Linked DNA regions of Homo sapiens: region 2 is linked to region 1. The links are chromatin loops, found by intact Hi-C in ENCODE. Cell type or tissue: Caco-2. All regions are shown on one strand. Each heading gives the region's core, and the rest is flanking DNA. Links, peaks and the distances in the headings are about the cores only. Region 1 overlaps SHQ1 (SHQ1, H/ACA ribonucleoprotein assembly factor). Region 2 has its middle 140 kb from the start of PROK2.

What was found. A loop is a pair of places that touch in the nucleus more often than their neighbours do. Peaks named below come from ENCODE experiments on the same cell type or tissue, not always from the same donor. Only the 100,000 strongest peaks of a DNase experiment are listed, where the experiment ranks them.
Region 2: a loop joins it to region 1, with 17 times the contacts of the local background. A loop is called at or near these places in 17 of 110 quality-filtered maps.

The regions. Positions count from the first base shown.
Region 1 is chr3:72,816,981-72,819,780 of GRCh38, reverse strand. SHQ1 (SHQ1, H/ACA ribonucleoprotein assembly factor) reads left to right here. Exons shown (of 11, transcript NM_018130.3): 7 at 2,397-2,551. Among named protein-coding and RNA genes, the nearest start is that of SHQ1, 30 kb to the left of the region's middle. In Caco-2, for the core only: a CTCF peak has its summit at 1,515; no DNase peak of the experiment used is centred there.
Region 2 is chr3:71,925,235-71,928,034 of GRCh38, reverse strand. No RefSeq gene overlaps it. Among named protein-coding and RNA genes, the nearest start is that of PROK2, 140 kb to the right of the region's middle. RefSeq lists enhancers at 1-213, 1,412-2,279, 2,280-2,800. In Caco-2, for the core only: a CTCF peak has its summit at 1,648; a DNase peak (open chromatin) is centred at 1,674.

The sequences.
Region 1 (2,800 bases), core at 284-2,783:
AACACTCAGTTTATCTGTCTTATTAATTAAATCCAGTAAATTTTAAATTAAATACAGTTGACCCTTGAACAAAACATGTTTGAAATGCATAGGTCTGCTTATATGGGGATTTTCTTTTGCCTCTGCCACCCCTGAGATAGCAAAACCAACCCTTCCTCTTCCTCTTATTCCTCAGCCTACTCAATATGAAGACCAGGATGAGGACCTTTGTTTATGATGCTGTACCTCCACTTAATGGATAATAAATTTAATCTTAAAGAGACTTCATGTACAATTCAAGGATTGGGGAAACCTTAACTAAAGCTATAAATCCAGAATCTTGTCTTAAAAAAAAAATGGACATATTTGACTACATGAAAAATAAGTGTTTCAATGGCAAAAGGTACCATAAACAAAGTCAGTAGAGATATGGTAGCTTTGGAAAGATGATTAGGGTTTATATCTATAATATACAGGATTCTTAATTTGACAAGACAAGCCATCCAATAGAAAAAAACTGGACAAAACACATTCGAATGGGTCACTCATAAGAGTGCAAATCCAGATTGCCTACAAACCAAGGAACTAGTGCTTAAAGTTGAGCAATTGGAGAAATACTAAGTGAAATAACAATGATAAGTCACTGTTTTAGTTTTCTCTTGCTGCATAACAAATTATCACAAGCTTCACACAGTGTACATTCATGATCTCAGTTTCCATGAGTCAGAAGTTGGGCCAGGCTTAGCTGGGTCCACTGTGTAAGGTCTTGCAAGGCTGTAGCCAAAGATATCCATCTTATTTTTTTAAAAAACAGATGTTGGAGGCTGTGTTCTTTCCTGGAGCTCAAGGTCTTCTTCCAATCTCACATGATTGTTGGCAGAATTTAGTTCCTTGCAGATATAGAACTGAGGCCCCTACTTTGTTGCTGGCTGTTAGCTGGGGGCCACTCTTAGATCTTAGAGGCCTCTACAGGTCCCTGCCACATAGCCTTCTCACAGGCTCTCTCACTTCACCATGTGACATCTTATTTCTTCAAAACTAGCAGGCGAGTCCCTGGCTTTGGTCTGCTAATAATGGAATATAATCATGGAAATGACTGTCCCATTGCCTTGGTCGTATTCTGTTGGACAGAAGCAGGTCACAAGCTCCATCCCCACATAATGATATGACTCATTGGAAGTCATCTTAGAATTCTGCCTACTATACTCAATTTATTAACCTGGAAATGATTGTAAAAAAGCTATTACATTTCTTGCCAGGGGGAGGTGGGAGGTATGTGTAGGAAGAGGAACTTCTATTCATGACTGTGAGAAAGGAGAGTTATTGTAGCCTTTAAGTAAAGTGTCTTTCTAAAACAGATACTTTTTTAACCCAGTCAATACAGTCTCGAGAGTCTACTTTATGGAAATAAAGCCTCTAATAATCAAGGACATAGGATAAGGATATTTATTGCAGCATTATTAGCAGTGGCAGAAAACTAGAAGCAAAGTGAGTGCCCATCAGTAGGGGGAGTGATTGGACAGAGCATGGTACATTTTGGAATATTATACTCCTTTACAAAAATTAGTTACACACCAGTTGACTTTTAGGGATTTGCCAGAGGTATTGTTGAGTGAGAAGGGCTAGATGGAGAAAAATGACCTAGTTATTTGGGTTGAGGGAGGGTGTAGGAAGTATAAACTCCCTAGTAGGTATGCTTGTGTGTCTGTATGTGATTACATGTCTAGAGAAAACTATGGAATGGTATATACTAGATTTTCAGTGTGTGAGAGGCTGTTGACGAATATTCAGGAGGCGAGAAGGTGCCAAGCAGAAGAAGAAAAGCAAAAAGGAACTGTGTTGTAAAGAAACAATCTTTTCCCACAAGTCTAACGTATGTGATGTGGTCATATGTAAAACTTGATTTATATGGTAAACAATATGAGATTTTAATGGATTAATTTGAATTGAAATTTAATCTAATTAAATTAAATTTAAATTTAACAATTTTAATTGATTAATATCTGGGAGTATTCCTATTTCTTGGTATAGAACTTTCAAAATGGATAACGAATATTTTCAGTGTGCTTTATTTAGCACTTTCTGTTGTCAAAATGTATTATCTTAATTTTAAAGACAGTAACTGGCATTCAGACGTCTTAAGTACAGAACAGTGTAGCAAAAAAGGGAGGGTCAGGAATTAAGGAATAGGTATTATTTAGAAAAATCTTCTTTATTCAGCCCTATTAGAATTTGAGCAGACTCATAGCTCTTACTAAAACTGTGAAGTCTACTTAAGTTATTTATATATCCATAGTTAAGTAGAAAGAACTTTTATTTCAGTTTCTATAATCAAAGTTCTAATTTTGACAAATCTTCCATTGGGAGTTTTACAAAACTGAATGAAACATCTAGTTTTTAAATGCGTTTTCTTCTAGTGTCTTTTTCTGAAGAAGAGAAGTATCAGCTACGAAAATTTGTCAATAAATCTTATCTGCTGGACAAGAGAGCCTGTCGTCAAGTGTGCTACAGTTTGATTGATATCCTTCTGGCATATTGCTATGAAACCCGTGTCACTGAAGGAGAGAAGAATGTAAGTGCATGTATGTGTGCATGTTGCCATAGATGACTGTGCTGAGTAAACTGCATTAAAGCATCAGTCTTTCTTGTCTAGAGTAGAACTGGTGGTGATCAGTTATTCAGGGGATGCCCCCAGCAGAGTTGCATGTGTGTGGTGGTGGTGGTGGGTACCCACATGCAATCATACATTACTTAGTTGGTCTTTTTCACTTTTCTCTTGGCATTAGTCTCTGCAAAAATAGCAGAGTAGGGAAGTTTAAGG
Region 2 (2,800 bases), core at 128-2,627, 890 kb after region 1:
TTGTTTCATTTAGTCAACAAAAAAACGTCCCTTAGGTGTTTACTGGGTGCAAGGCACTGCAGGATGCTGAGGCTGGCTAGCTCTATGAAGGCTCAGTCCCTGCCCTCGAGGAACTTAGAAAAGTCTCACTGCTGCTCCAATTGTGTAGGAAAAGTGATGCGTGATGCAATAATACTACAGACCCACAAGCCCAAAGAGGGACTTGGAGAAGCAAAGTGAAGATGGTGCTACCAACATAGTCTAGACTTCAGAAGAGAGTGTGTTCTCCTACAAACCACATTAACAGCTCGGGCTTTGGAATTGTACAGGCTTGTGTCCAAAACCTAGTAACTAGAGTGACACCCAGGAAGGGGCTTAGCTTATCTAGATTTCAGTTTCTTCATCTGTTTGAAACGGAAGAAAAAAGGAAATAGCGACCTCAGAAATTTGTCCAGACTTAAAACAACTTGTAGGAATAACAGCTATGATTTGTTGAGTAGTTTTATGCACTGGGCCTTGTTTTAAACTCTTTACAGTGAGCGCTCAGAACGTGGCTATAATAGCCATAGTATTCTTGCTGCCTCTGACGTTGTTACTAAGAACTCTTCTGGGACTGGTTTCTTCCATTCTGTCCAATCTCTACCGCTGACTCTGTGATTTTCGAACAAGTCACTTCTACAGGGACTCAATTTTTCTTTTTACAGAGTTTGCTGTTAAAAAAAAAACTTGGATTAGATGAGAGGCTAAAACCTGAGGATCTTTTTTAAAAAACCCAGATTCTTGGGCTCCATGTCATAAAGATTCAGATTGGCTAGTTCTGGAGTCAGGCCTGGGAATCTGCATTGCTTTTAACTTAATGATGAAAAAGTACAAATAGACTCAATACTAAGAAAGGCAATGGCCCCGTTAAGTATACGTTGGCCAGCTTCAATAGTCACCAAGGCTTTGTTGTATTTGTTTGATCTATCCTATGCAGGCTGTTCTTCATTCGCCACCCCCAGAGCAGGTCCACTATACCCTGCTCTGAGCCTCAGGAAGGATGAACTCAACAACTGTTTTCACCAGGTTCCCTTGCCTTTTGTCTCCAGCAGGGACTGGAAATTAGGAGGAGAGCAAGGTTGGGCCATGCATTTCTCTGGCTCCCCCTTCCTTGGGCGTTGGCAATGGCTATGTCCCTCCACCCCAGGGCACAGCTGAAGGCAGCCAGCCTTCCCTGGCAGCCTGCATCTGTCCATAGCGTCTTAACGATTCCCGCCCCTTGACACTTCAGGTCTAAGAATTGTGGTTTCCCTAGTGTTGCTTATTTCACCCTTTTTTGATTTCCCTAAGCCCTGCCCACATCTTTAGAAACAGCAAATGCTCTCTAATTACCTAATTTGCATATGACATTATTTTCCATGGGGACTAACCCTCTTTTTATTCGTGCCTGAATATTCTAAAGCAAATCACTCTGCATCACAAATGCAATGATCACATTCAGCAAGACAATAATTTTAATGTCATCTACAGGCAGCCATCTGTATATTTCAAGTGCCCCTTTGGTACCTCTGAGCAGTCATGTTTGGGAATCACTAGCCTATCTTTGTGTGCTTTTTCCCTCTCAAATGATCTGCCTCTTGGATATGCAGAGAATATCCCAGTTTATAGATTTGAGTCAGTCTCCACCTGGTGGCAGGAAAGCTCACCTGGATTGTAGGCTGGTAAATGAGAACCCGGTTATGTCAATGAGGTGGTGTTGCCATGGGAACTGCCCTAGACCATTTAGGAAGTGGCTTGAACACTTAGGCCTCGATCTATCCATAGGCTGAACAATCAGGTGGACACTGAACCAAACATTCCACCTAACTATGTATCTTCCTTCCTCGGGGACAGGTATGGCCACTCATAGGACCAAAAAGACAAGTCATAAGCTATGTATTATACAGGTTACTGTATGACTAATAAAAAGGGCGAATTTGGGAAGTGGTTAGAGAAAACACTGTAGTGATGACCAAATGTAATTTTAGTAAGTTTACCTGTTTGAATTAGGCTTGGGAATCAAAACACAGACTACTCACTTGGTGACAGAGGTCAGGCACTATGTTTCATGCGCGTCTGTGTGAAGAGACCACCAAACAGGCTTTGTGTGAGCAATAAAAGCTTTTAATCACCTGGGTGCAGGCGGGCTGAGTCCGAAAAGGGAGTCAGCGAAGGGAGATAAGGGTGGGGCCGTTTTATAGGATTTGGGTAGATAAAGGAAAATGACAGTCAAAGGGGAGTTGTTCTCTGGCGGGCAGAGTGGGGGTCGCAAGGTGCTCAGTGGGGGAGCTTTTGAGCCAGGATGAGCCAGGAAAAGGACTTTCACAAGGTAATGTCATCACTTAAAGCAAGGACTGGCCATTTTCACTTCTTTTGTGGTGGAATATCATCAGTTAAGGCAAGGACCGGCCATTTACACTTCTTTTGTGGTGGAATGTCATCAGTTAAGGCGGGGCAGGGCATATTCACTTCTTTTGTGATTCTTCAGTTACTTCAGGCCATCTGGGCGTATACATGCAAGTCACAGGGGATGCGATGGCTTGGCTTGGGCACAGAGGCCTGACACTATGAGGTTAATAAAATATTTTAAGATCCTTAAAAATAACAAAAAGTCATTATTCCACCCCAAACATGGGAACCTGCCCTCCCCTAATGCTCTGCAAGGAAATCTCTCCCAATACTTATTCCAGGGAGTCGTTTCTCTTGCTTGAGTCTTACCTTAGATCAAACTTGTAATTACACGTTTTGGTCTTTGAACATTTGATTCGCTTTTTCAGGTTTAAGATGAAAAAGATCCATTAAC